Regions from separate parts of the Homo sapiens genome. Here region 2 is linked to region 1. The links are chromatin loops, found by intact Hi-C in ENCODE. Cell type or tissue: PC-3. All regions are shown on one strand. Each heading gives the region's core, and the rest is flanking DNA. Links, peaks and the distances in the headings are about the cores only.

The links. Hi-C counts contacts between places; a loop is a spot of excess contacts. Peaks named below come from ENCODE experiments on the same cell type or tissue, not always from the same donor. Only the 100,000 strongest peaks of a DNase experiment are listed, where the experiment ranks them.
Region 2: it touches region 1 in a loop (18-fold over the local background); 49 of 110 quality-filtered maps call a loop at or near these places.

Annotation. Positions count from the first base shown.
Region 1 is chr1:92,306,532-92,314,615 of GRCh38, forward strand. It overlaps RPAP2 (RNA polymerase II associated protein 2), which reads left to right. Exons shown (of 13, transcript NM_024813.3): 6 at 657-745. It also overlaps a transcript of GLMN not described here. Among named protein-coding and RNA genes, the nearest start is that of RPAP2, 12 kb to the left of the region's middle. In PC-3, for the core only: a CTCF peak has its summit at 3,745 (motif pointing right); no DNase peak of the experiment used is centred there; H3K27ac peaks cover 438 bases.
Region 2 is chr1:92,621,076-92,626,075 of GRCh38, forward strand. EVI5 (ecotropic viral integration site 5) reads right to left here. Exons shown (of 20, transcript NM_001350197.2): 15 at 4,719-4,859; 16 at 3,101-3,259. Among named protein-coding and RNA genes, the nearest start is that of GFI1, 140 kb to the left of the region's middle. In PC-3, for the core only: CTCF peaks have their summits at 2,338 (motif pointing left) and 2,540; no DNase peak of the experiment used is centred there.

The DNA of each region.
Region 1 (8,084 bases), core at 1,850-6,849:
ACAACTACTTGAATGAATCTTAAAAACATAATTTTAAACAAAAGAAGTGGCTAGGTACGGTGGCTCACACCTATAATTCCAGCACTTTGGGAGGCCAGGGAGAGAAGATAGAGACCAGCCTGGGCAACAAATAGAGACCCCATCTCTACAAAAAAATAAAATAGCCAGGTGTGGTGGCACGCCTGTAGTCCAAGCTACTCAGGAGGCTGAAACCAGAGGATTACTTGAGCCCAGGAGTTTGAGGCTACAGTGAGTGAGACCCTGTCCCTAAAAAAAATAAAATTTAATAAGTGAATGAAGTAAGATAAGAATGTATAACAATATTATTCCATTCAAAAAAATGTTTAAAAATAGGCAAAACTGAATATTTTTTAATAGGGATATGTACACAGGTGCTAAAACTGAAAGGAAATGAGGGAATGATTAACACCAAATTTATGGTAGTGGTTACTTCTGGGGAATGCGGAGGGTGATGCAGTTGGGAAGGGGCACATAGAGGCCTTCAAAGGTTCAGTATCTTATTTCTTACCTTGGGTGGTAGATCTGTAGGTTTCCATTTTATTCTTTGAACGATACATTTATGTTTTATACTCTCAACTGTATGTAGGTAATGTTTCATGATAAGAAAAAAACTAGATTTATAATGTTCTTTTCAGTCTTTTTGCAGCAATTTTTGTTATCAAGCATCTAAGTTTTTTGAAGCACAAATTCCCAAAACTCCAGTATGGGTTCGAGAAGAAGAGAGGTAATTTAAGTCATTGTGTATATACATTTGTTCATATATTCTAATAATTTGTTTCTGCTTTTTGAGATTAGCTGAGAGTAAGTCTAGTTTTCTGTAAAAAGTTACCATTTTATATACTTTATGGGGAAATGGTTATATTTTAAGCATAGCTATTAAGGATTTTACACTTAAAATCAGAAAATGCATACATACAAATGTTATTTGTTTGTTGTTTTAGCTTTAATTGCAAAATCAGAACTTTAACTCCAGTGTCCTGTGATGCTAGTTATGTCTGTGAATCCTGTTAATATAATAATCCTGGAGGAAGAATGTTAAATTTTTTCAGAAGTTACTGGGTCTTAGGATCCAGGTGAACTCTGCTATGAGAAAGGTTAGAAAGTTCAGGTTCATTTAATCTTTATAAAAATCAGTACACTATTTTATCAATTTAAAGACACAATTAAAAAGTAATTTTTTTTTTTGTAAAAAGAGTTTATGGGCAATGCTGGAGTTTAGCCTCTTGGGAAATGATTTAAATACTGGCAATGTTTTACTAGATGCTAAAGTCAAGAAAATTTTATTATTGAGGGTGAAATGGCATGATAATATAAAGGTAACAAGTTATCCTTATGGTAATTAAACTGTATTGCCTAGAAATTCCAATGAAATGCTTAATGAGATAATGCCCAAAATAAATTCATGTTTGAAAGAGTGTATTATAGCAACACAAGGCAGTGTTACTTGTGGTAAGGTAGGACCTATGCTAAATAAACTAATGACCTAAACATAATGAGATGCAGGTTAGCTAAAAAGCTCTGGCTCAAAAAAAAAAAAGCAAACCTTGAAGTCTTTTCTGATGCGTAAGGCGATGTAACACCACTCTCAATTCAAATAACATCAATTATGCTGACAACAGCACCTGTGATGGCAGACACCTCTGCCTGCCGATCCAATCCTGTGTGGTTTAGGATATGGAAAACTTAACACTGTGTGGCCCTTGATAATTGAGTTAAACATAATTAAGACTAAATTGTTCATCATTTCACCACCAGTCTGCCAGCTTCCTTGTTGGGAAAATAAAAGACTCTGGCATTGTTCGACATGACTGGGAAGCTAAGAGTACTTTTTTACTTATCCTTTTTCTCCTTTCTTAATATTTCTGTCACTAGAGCTGCCCAGTACTTCCCCAGTCCTCTGAGAGCAACATGTTTTATTCCCCACTGAAACCAGTGTTTCCTCAAGTTATCCTTAACTTTGCTTCCAAAGATATTTTCTCTACATCTTAAATTTAACCCTTTGTGCCACCCTCATATCTACCTCAACTGCTTCAAAACCATTTACCAAATTACCTTTCCTGCCATCTCTGTTTTCTTCAAGCATAGGTATTGGTCCTTCCTTTAGCTAATTTAAAACAAATCTTCCAGCCTGGTGTAGTGGCTCATGCCTATAATCCCAACACTTTGAGAAGCCAAGGTGGGTGGATCACTTGAGTTTAGGAATTTGAGACCAGCTTAGCCAATATGGTGATACCCTGTCTCTACTAAAAATACAAAAATTAATTGGGTATGGTGGCGGGCACCTGTAATCCCAGCTACTCAGGAGGCTGAGGCAGGAGAATCACTTGAACCTGGGAGGCGGAGGTTGCAGTGAGCCAAGATCGTGCTGCTGAACTCTAGCCTGGGCCACAGAGTGAGATTCTGTCTCAAAAATTAAATAAATAAATAAAATGAAGTAAAACAGGTCTTCCTGTAACCTTTTCCTAAAATCTCACCATCCTCTATTCAGAATGCTCACTGTTTCCCAAAACTTGAAGCCCTTTTACTTTATATTTGCAGTTCTTGAAATTCTACCTTAGCTATATACCCTTCACTACCTCACTAAAAAAGAAAGATGAAAATGTCCTTTGTGCCGGGCGTGGTGGCTTACACCTGTAATCCCAGCACTTTGGGAGGCCGAGGGGGGCAGATCACAAGGTCAAGAGATCGAGACCATCCTGGCCAACATGGTGAAACCCTGTCTCTACTAAAAATACAAAAATTAGCTGGACGTGGTGACACATGCCTGTAGTCTCAGCTACTCAGGAGGCTGAGGTAGGAGAATTGCTTGAACCTGGGAGGCGGAGGTTGCAGTGAGCTGAGATCGTGCCACTGCACTCCAGCCTGGTGACAGAGCAAGACTCCATCTCAAAAAAAAAAAAATGGACTTTGTTTCTCTAATCTAAATGAATCAACTTAATTTACATTTAAATTGTGCAGTAAGTGCTTAGTACCTGGCAGGCTACACACATACACATACACATACACATACACATACACATATACATATACATACACATACACATACACATACACATACACATACACATACACATATACAAGTATAAAACCCAACCTGTGAATTTAACAATCACTGGATGCCAGAACATGAATTAAACAAGTTTGTGTTGACTTTAATGGGGACCTGTCCTATAAATTAGCAAGGTTAGGACATTGCATAATGAGAAACTGTGAGCAAAAGTGAGAAAATAAACTTGTGGGAATGGGTTGGGATATTGAACATTGGCCCACTTGAAATTTGGGAAACGAGAAGATAACAATAGGTAAATAACAAAGGGCCAGGCTGAGTGTGGTAAACCCTCAAGTATTGGGGAGCCATCAAATGTTTTTGAGCAGAATTTATTCTGATATTGGTGTACAAAATGAATTAAAGAAGAATCATAATTAAAAGAGCTAAAAGGGTCCTTAGAGAGATTTAATCCAACCCCTTCATTAAGTGTATTTCTTAAACTAGTGATCCGTATGAGACCAGGATTCTATTTATTATATTCCACTTGATTAGAAGGAAACAGTGAATAATCTATATATATGCATCTGCCTCATTGTATAGCATAACTGTAGCCCTTAATTATATATAACACTTGTCAGTGTATAACCATATCAGTATCTTTTATATCTGGATGCATTTGTGTTACCTTAATTTCCAAATTCTTAGGGGCAGGGATTATGTCCATGCTATTTAATGAATCCACTAGAGGTCACTGTTTTTTCAGACATCTTTTTACCTGTGCCAAGGATCAGAATTCTAGAATTTTGTATTTTTAAAAGCTTGTCTAGCTATTGCACATTTAAGCTCTACAGAAATGTGATATTTTAAAGAATGTCTGTTTACATATGGCATGGGATACAATATCCTGAGTCAGTCTTCCTTTAGGGAGGAAAAAATTGCTTCTTTTAAATGGTGGCATGTAGTATTTAATGCAGAGATATTTTTATTAGCTTACAATGAGTCATGATAAAGAATAAATTGCATCATAATAGTAATTTTAATAATCATAATTTTAAAATAATAATAAATTTTTATGGCCAGGTGTGGTGACTCACGCCCGTAATCCCAGCATTTGGGAGGCCGAGACTGGTGGATCACCTGAGGTCAGGAGTTCAAGATCAGCCTGGCCAACATGACAAAACCCTATCTCTACTAAAAATATAAAAATTAGCCAGGAGTGCTGGAACATGCCTGTAGCCCCAGCTACTTGGGAGGCTGAGTAAGAAGAACCGCTTGAACCTGGGAGGCAGAGGTTGCAGTGAGCCGAGATCACACCATTGCGCTCCAGCCTGGGCAACAGAACGAGACTAAGAATAAATTGTTAAATCCACCCAAAAGATTAGATATCTTATTGAAATGACTTCCAAACTTTCGACCACTATAATAAGTGCATTTTACATTATCTCATATATGCATATAACTAAAACTAAAGCAAAACTTCTGTGAAACAATATTATTCTTACTACATGAAATGCCTCTGATATTTTCTACTCTGTTGCTTTTTTAAAATGCTGGCAGCAACCTACTTAATTGATTGGTCCTGATCTGCAGTTTGAAGAGCGCTGTTTTGTTGGATTTAGCTCACGTTTTTGGTTGTTTTACTGTAGGAAACCTGCTTCTCAACACTAAGTCTCAGTTTCCTCATTTGTAAAAGGAAAAAGTTGCATTCAACTTCCGAGTTCCCTTTGGTTCTAATGATTTACAGTTCTAAGCCAATTGTGTCATTAGTCATTGCTACTATAGAGAAAGTTTTCTACATAAGGAAATATTTATTAAAATGATGAAAATTAAAATTATCTGCTTAAGACTAGAGAAACTTATACTACCTTGTAGAAAGGTCTGTCTCAATAATTTTGAATAAAGTTACTGACTTTAATAATTTGATCTCTTTAGTCTGTAAAAGTGAAGGCTGATAAAATGTAGATCAAAGCTTTTAAATTATGAAGAAAAACCAGGCATGTTTTAGAGCATGTCCTGAACAATTTGAACTTGGCATCACTGAGGATGCCATGACCTTACACACCATTTGGAAACAGAATATTGAATTTGACCTAATTTGGTCTTTCTTACATTATTGTGAAAGCCAGTAAGTACAGGCATATCTTGGAGATATTGCAGGTTTGGTTCCAGACCACCACTATACTAAAGCAATAAAGCAATCATGGATTTTGTTTCCCAGTGTATGCAAAAGTTATGTTTCCACTATACTGTAGTCTTTTAAATGTGCAGTAGCGTTATATCTTTAAAAAATAATGTACATACCTTAATTTTAAAATATTTTATTGCTTAAAGATGCTACTGATCATCTGAGCCTTCAGCAAGTATTAATCTTTTTGCTGGTGAAGGGTCCTGTTTTGATGTGGATGGCTGCTAACTGATCAGGGTGGTGGTGTCTATAGGTTGGGATGGCTGTGGTAATTTGTTGAAATAAGACAACCCCAGGTTTGCTGCACTGATCGACTTCCTTTCACTAAAGATTTCTCTGTAGCATTAGATGCTGTTTGATAGCATTTTACCCACAGCAGAACATCTTTCAAAATTGGAGTCCGGCCAGGAGCAGTGACTTATGCCTGTAATCCCAGCATTGTTGCGGGGCAAGGCAGGAGGATCACTTAAACAAGACATTTGAGACCAGCCTGGGCAACATAGAGGGACCCATCTCTACAAAGTATTTAAAAAATAAAAAATTAGCTGGGTGTGGTGGCACACAACTGTAGTCCTTGTAGCTACTTGGGATGCTGAGACTAGAAGATCACTTGAGCATAGGAGTTCATGGTTGCAGTGAGTTAGATCACACCACTGCACTCCAGCCTTGGCAACAGAGCAAGACCGTGTCTCAAAAAAAAAAAAAAATTGAAGTCAGTCCTCTCAAACTTCATTGCTGCTTATCAGCTAAGTTTATGGAATATTCTAAATCTTGTGTTACCATTTCAACGATGTTGACAGCACCTTCATCAGGAGTAGATTCCATCTCAAGAAACCAGTTTCTTTGCCTATCCATAAGAAGCAGCTGTATATCCGTTCAAGTTGGATTATGAGATTGATGCAATTCAGTCACATCTTCAAGCTCCACTTCTAATTCTTATCTTGCTATTTCCACCATATCCATAGTGACTACCTCTACGGAAGTCTTGAACCCCTCAAAGTCATCCATTAGGGTTACAATCAACTTCTTCCAAGCACTTGTTAATGTTGATATTTTGGCCTCCTCCCATGAATCCCAAATGTTCTTTTTTTTTTTTTCCTTTTTTCTTTTTTTCAGACAGAGTCTCACTCTGTCACCCAGGCTGGAGTGCAGTGGCGCGATCTTGGCTCACTACAACCTCTGCCTCCTCAGTTCAGTGGCGAAATCTCAGCTCACTGCAACCTCTACCTCCCAGGCTCAAGCGATTCTCATGCCTCAGCCTCCCAAGTAGCTGGGACCACAGGCATGCGCCACCACACCCGGCTTATTTTTGTATTTTTAGTAGAGATGGGGGTTTTGCCATGTTGGCCAGGCTGGTCTCGAACTCCTGGCCCCAAGTAATCCACGCACCTTGGCTTCCCAAAGTGTTGGGATTACAGGCATGAGCCACTGTGCCCACTCCCAAATGTTCTTAATGACATCTAGAATGGTGAATCCTTTCGTGAAGGATTTCTATTTACTTTGCCCAAATCCATCAGAGGAATCACTCTATGGCAACTATACCTTTAGGAAATGTATGTCTTAAGACTTGAAAGTTGAAATTACTCCTTGACCCATGGGCTGCAGAATGGATATTGTGTTAGCAGGCATGAAAACAACACTAATCTTGTACATTTGCATCAGAGTTCTTGGGTGGCTAGGTACATTGTTAATAATCAGTAATATTTGGAAAGGAATCTTTTTTTTTTTTTTGAGCAGTAGGTTTCAACAGTTGGCTTAAAATATTCAGTAAGCCATGCTGTAAACAGATGTGCAGTCGTTTAGGCTTTGCTGTTCCATTTATGGAACACAAGCAGAGTAGATTTAGCATAATTCTTAGGGGCCCTAGGATTTTCAGAATAATAAATAAGCATTGGCTTCAACTTAAAGTTACCAGCTACGTTAGCCCCTAACAAGAGAGTCATCCTGTCCTTTGAAGCTTTGATGCCACATATTTACTTCTCCTCTATAGCTATGAAATCCCTAGATGGCATCTTCCTCCAATATAAGGCTGATTTGTCTACATTGAAAATTTGTTTAGTGTAGCTATCTTAATCAGTGCTCCTAGCTAGATCTGTTGGATAACTTGCTGTACCTTCTACATCAGCACTTGTGGCTTCACCTTGCACTTTTATGTTGTGGAGATGGCTTCTTTCCTTGAATCTCATGAACCAAACTTTGCTATCTTCTACCTATTCTTCTGCAGCTTCCTCACCTCTCTCAGTCTTCACAGAATTGAGGAGAGTTAGAACCTTGCTCTGGATTAGGCTTAAGGGAATGTTGTAGCTGGTTTAACCTATCCAGACCACTAAAACTTTCTCTATACCAGCAATAAGGCTGTTTTGCTTTTTTGTGTTCACTGGACTAGCATTTTAAATTTCCTTTAAGAACTTTTCTTTTGCATTCACAACTTGCGTACTGGCAAAATAGGCCTAGCTTTTGGCCAGTCTCAGCTTTTGACATGCCTTCCTCACTAAGCTTAATCATTTCTAGCTTTTGATTTAAAGTGAAAGAAAGTGTGACTCTTCCTTTTACTTGAACACTCAGAGGCCATTGTAAGGGTTTTTTTGTTGTTGTTGCTGTTGCTGTTGTTTTTTGGTTTTTGGGTTTTTTTTTTTTTGCATTTAGTAGTGCATTTTATTTATTCTAAGTTGCATACATTTTTACATTTTTAACATCTGTGCAATTGAAATGGATCTCACAACTGATAGACTCTTAGATTACAGCTGGACACAGAGGCTAACACCAGTAATCCAGCACTTTGGGAGGCCAAGGCCGGTGGATCACTTGAGGTCAGGAGTTCAAGACCAGCCTGGCCAACAGGGTGAAACCCCATCTCTACTAAAAATACAAAAATAGGTGGTGGCATGC
Region 2 (5,000 bases), core at 1-5,000, 310 kb after region 1:
CTAAAAAAACTCTTGAAAGATGTATAAATAAATAAGTCAAATGTGAAGATAAAAATGGAATCACAATAAATATCTAATAAATCCAAGAGAAGGTAGAAAAAAAGAAACAAAGAAACAAAGAACAGATGGAATAAACAAAATAGCTAGCAAGGTGACAGATATCAATCCAAGTAAAATTACAAAACTGAGACCAAACTTGACAGCAAAAGAAACTATGAGACTAAATTGTTTTTAGTTTTTTGTTTTTCTTTGAGATGGAGTCTTGCTCCGTCACCCAGGCTGGAGTGCAGTGGCGTGATCTTGGCTCACTGCTGCAACCTCCACCTACCGGGTTCAACCGATTCTCCTGCCTCAGCCTCCCGAATAGCTGGGACTACAGGCATGTGCCACCACACCTGGATAATTTTTTTGTATTTTTAGTAGAGATGGGGTTTCACCGTGTTGGCCAGGCTGGTCTCAAACTCCTGATCTCAGGTGATCCACCTGCCTTGGCCTCCCAAAATGTTGGGATTACATGCGTGAGCTACTGCACCCAGCCAGTTTTTATAGCTTTATTGAGATACAGTTCACACATTATAAAATTGACCTCCCTCAAGTGTACATATATTCAGTGGTTTTTAGCCTATTGAGAGTTGAACAATCATTTATCAGACTGCATTTTAAAAAGTACCCATCTATATGTTGTTTATCAGAGATATAAACACATAAACTGAAATTAAGATGGGAAAAAATGTAGTACAATTTATCTTAAGAAATCTAAATCAAGGCAGGGCACGGTGGCTCACGCCTGTAATCCCAGCACTTTGGGAGGCCAAGGTGGGTGGATCACAAGGTCAGGAGTTCAAGACTAGCCTGGCCAACATGGTGAAACCCCGTCTCTACCAAAAATACAAAAATTAGCCAGGCGTGGTAGTGGGCGCCTGTAATCCCAGCTACTTGGGAGGCTGAGGAGGAGAATAGCTTGAACCCGGGAGGCAGAGGTTGCACTGAGCTGAGATCTGGCCACTGCACTCCAGCCTGGGCGACAAAGCAAGGCTCCGTCTAAAAAATAAAAATTAAAAAAAAAAAGAAATCTAAATCTAAAATATTAAAAACCTGAATCTAGCAATGGGAATGTGTTGTATCTCTATGTGATCTACAGCACAAACATGTTTTTAGTATTTTGATAACTGTACCTCAGTAGAAGTGGCTTCCTTTGCAATCCTTTGTACTTGGTTTTACGCATTAAAAAATATTATTTTAAGAAGGGGTCCACAGGTTCCAGACTGCCAACAGTGTTGATAGCAGACACAAACACAAAAACGGTAAGAACCTTTGTACTTAAGAAACTCTTGAAGATATACACAAGGAAACATAAGCAAGAATGTTCAGAGTAGCACTGTTTGCAAGAGCAAAAAGGAGAGTGGATCAATAAATTGAGGTATAGTCACTGACAGACTTTTCTAAAAGTCCTTAAAATGACAGAACTGGAGTTACATGTATAAACATGGACAAATTTCTTAATCTAAATACATGGGTGTTTGATACAATAATCTTTAGATTACTACACACCACCACCATTACCCTATACTATTTTTATTTATTTATTTTTCATTTATCAATGTAAAAATTTCATGGATTACCACCAGTCCAAATACTGGCATTTAGGAACCAGTGCCTATTACCATCCTGCTTCCAGCAAAATCCATCCAAAATCACACTTATTAGTCAGCAATGGTATTAAGCACAATACAAATTCCTTAGGAAATCTTTCTCCAAACCACCTAGTTGAAATTAATTTTCCCCGCCTAGTCTCCGTAGCAATTCCTATCTAACTCTCTACTTACCAAATTTCTGAATTATATTAAATATAGTCTATGCATACCTGATTTCTCAAGTGTAAGTCCTTTAATGGCTGAGACAGTGCTTTGTGTTTCACAAGTTCTCAAAATCATGTCTACTGGATTTGATTTATTCACCTCTACCCACTGTGAAATAAATCCTCAACAATGGCTTAAAAGCTGTGTTTTCATCTTTAGTATCTATACTAAAATAAAATCTGATTACAAAAATAAAACTTCCCATTGTAAAACTTAAGATTTCTACTATTCATAATCTCAATAGTACCTCTTCCTATTTTAATTATACTGAATAAAATAACGTGTGGAAAGTATTTTATATAGAATAATACAAGAAAAATATAAGAAAATAACTTTGAACAATGTAAAACAAGATATATTTATTCTGAAGAAATTACATATTCATGTTACCATGTTTGAGATTATGATCATTTTGCACTGGAATACAGAATGATGTATGAGTTAAGTATGCCCCCTACTGACTGAATAAATACTTTAAAAGCCAAAAAACAACATTCACAGAGTATAAGAATATGGTCCAAACAAATGTACCACATGAAAACCAAATGTGCCTTTACCATGCAAATGGGTTTCATAAAAAGACCTTTGCAGATCTTAAGTATATTTAAGATAGAATTTATTGGAGAAAAGAGAGACCTGAGAAGAAAGAAGGGCAATTTTGAATTCACTGCCCAGGGTCACCACATTAAACAACTTTAGGAAGCATCATTCACATTATAGTATACATCTGTGGTTCCCAATTGGGGCAATTTTGTCCCCCAGGGGACATTTGGCAATGTGTGCAGAAACATTTTTGGTCATCGCAACCTGAGGTAGGAGAGCCGTTACTGGCATCTAGTGGGTAGAGGCCAGGGATGCTGCTAAACATCTACAACGCATGGACCAGCTCCGTAAAACAAAGTATCTTCTAGCCAAAAATGTTAAAAGTGTTGAGGTTGAGAAATTTTGCTCTGCATGGTGTTCCTTCTCAAGTCATGCAACAGGGCAATGCTATGAGTTTTACCCAAAAAAGTCAAATAAAATTTGACTTCCTTGAACTTTGTTGAATGGGTCAAAGAAGGATTAAATCTCTGAAATCCAATATAATAATTTTTTGCCATCTTCATTTGGGCTAGAAAACTGCGGTCTATACAGCTTCATATCTTTACCTTTTATCTCTGTTCTAGGGATGATACAATCTGTGCACAAACCCTTGATCAGCTAATGATACTTTTTAAAGATACTGGGCTTTCCCATCATACCTGTGTTTCCATTTCCATCATCCTTTGTTTTATTTCTCTTATTTCTGCTTGTGTTTCAGCTTCTCTAAGTCGAATGGTCATCAGTTCATCTTGTAACTCATTCATAGCATTTTTCTTGGGTGGGTCTTTCCATCTCCCAGTAGTACGAGCTAAGTGGCGCTAAAGCATAAAAAATTATATTGCAACAAATACTCTCAGTATCAAAATAAGAGCTAATATTACTGAGCGCTTATTTCAGGCCTGTGATATATAAAACACTTTCCACACATTATTTTATTTAATCCCTAGAAAATCCTATTAATCAGGCACTATTATCATCTGAATAAAAGGGTTTCATAAAAAGACCTTTGCAGATCTTAAGTATATTTAAGATAGAATTTATTGGCCAGGCGCAGTGGCTCTCACACCTGTAATCCCAGCACTTTGGGAGGCCAAGGCGGGCAGATCACCTGAGGTCAGGAGTTTGAGATCAGCCTGGCCAACATGTTGAAACCCTGTCTCTAGTCTCTACTTCAAAAAAAAAAAAAAAAAAAAAAAAAAAAAAAGAATTTATTGGAGAAAAGAGAGACCTGAGAAGAAAGACAGGCAATTTTAGAATTCACTGCCTAGGGTCACCATATTAAACAACTTTAGGAAGCATCATTCACATTATTGCCATTATTGGTTCCCAACTGGGGCAATTTTGCCCCGCCAGGGGACATTTGGCAATGTGTGTGGAAACATTTTTGGCTTTTCACAGGTAAGAAAATGAACACTGTGATTAAGTAACTTTAGGAGGATCACACACAGCCAGTGCAGATCTGGGATATAAACTCAAATACAGTTCAAATTTTTTCTCTATATACTGAGGATTAATTCTTGAAAAGATTACAATTTTCACTGTAATTTTTTTAATGAGAGATTTTTCATATTATCTTCAATGAAATCCCAATACATTAGAAAAAAAATGGGGCCATTAAGGAAGGAATGTTAGAAGTTAAGGGCAGTGTTTCTCAAAATATCTGTGATAAAAGACAAGTTTTGTCTTTTTTGTTTTAAAATTTCAAGTTTATTGCAATCTGATACTTTGTCAAAACATGTTTTAAAAAAAGGCATGACAATGTCAAGGCCTAATTTCGGTCCTTATATAGAATATGTATTTTGTTCCTTGTCAACATTTCCCTCATACATGAATAAATTTGTGGTCACATACCAGATAAATGTCATTTATCTGGTGAGGTAACTAAGTTACTAATTTATACATTAAATTTATAATGTTGTCACCCTTCTGGTGTTTCACACTAACCAACAATGGACTTAATATCAAAGTTTAAGACAAAATATGTATTATATAGAACACTTTCACAGTTTGCAGAAAAAGTTACACAAGGCACAATGGTACAATGACAAAAATATTATCTGATGTCTACTGTATCTTTTATTTTATTATAAGAATTAAAGAGGGAGAAACAGCTTAAGTGCACTTTCAGTTTATAAATACTCTCAATTTTGACATTAAACAGGGTCTCTCTCACTTTAAACTCATCTACTATAGGTCATCAGGTACTTCAAACTCTTACAAATTGGATATTTCGGTTTTACTCTCTTTTAAAAAAGCACACAAAATATATTAATATACCTGCCAGTGTTCCTCTAAATCCTTGACTTGCTGTCTAAGTTCTTTCAAACCCATAATGGCTTCTGCTTCTCTAAGTTTCACAGCAATGAGTTCTTCCTGAAGCCTTGCAATATTATTCTCATCAGGAAGGGAGTTATTCCTCTAAAGAAGAAGAAAATTTAATTTGGGATTTTTAAATTTAAGGAATAAAATACAGCACACACAACAGCTATTGTGTTCCACACTTAAATGTATTTAATTTTATACAGCTATACTGAAATATAATTCACAAACTATGAAACT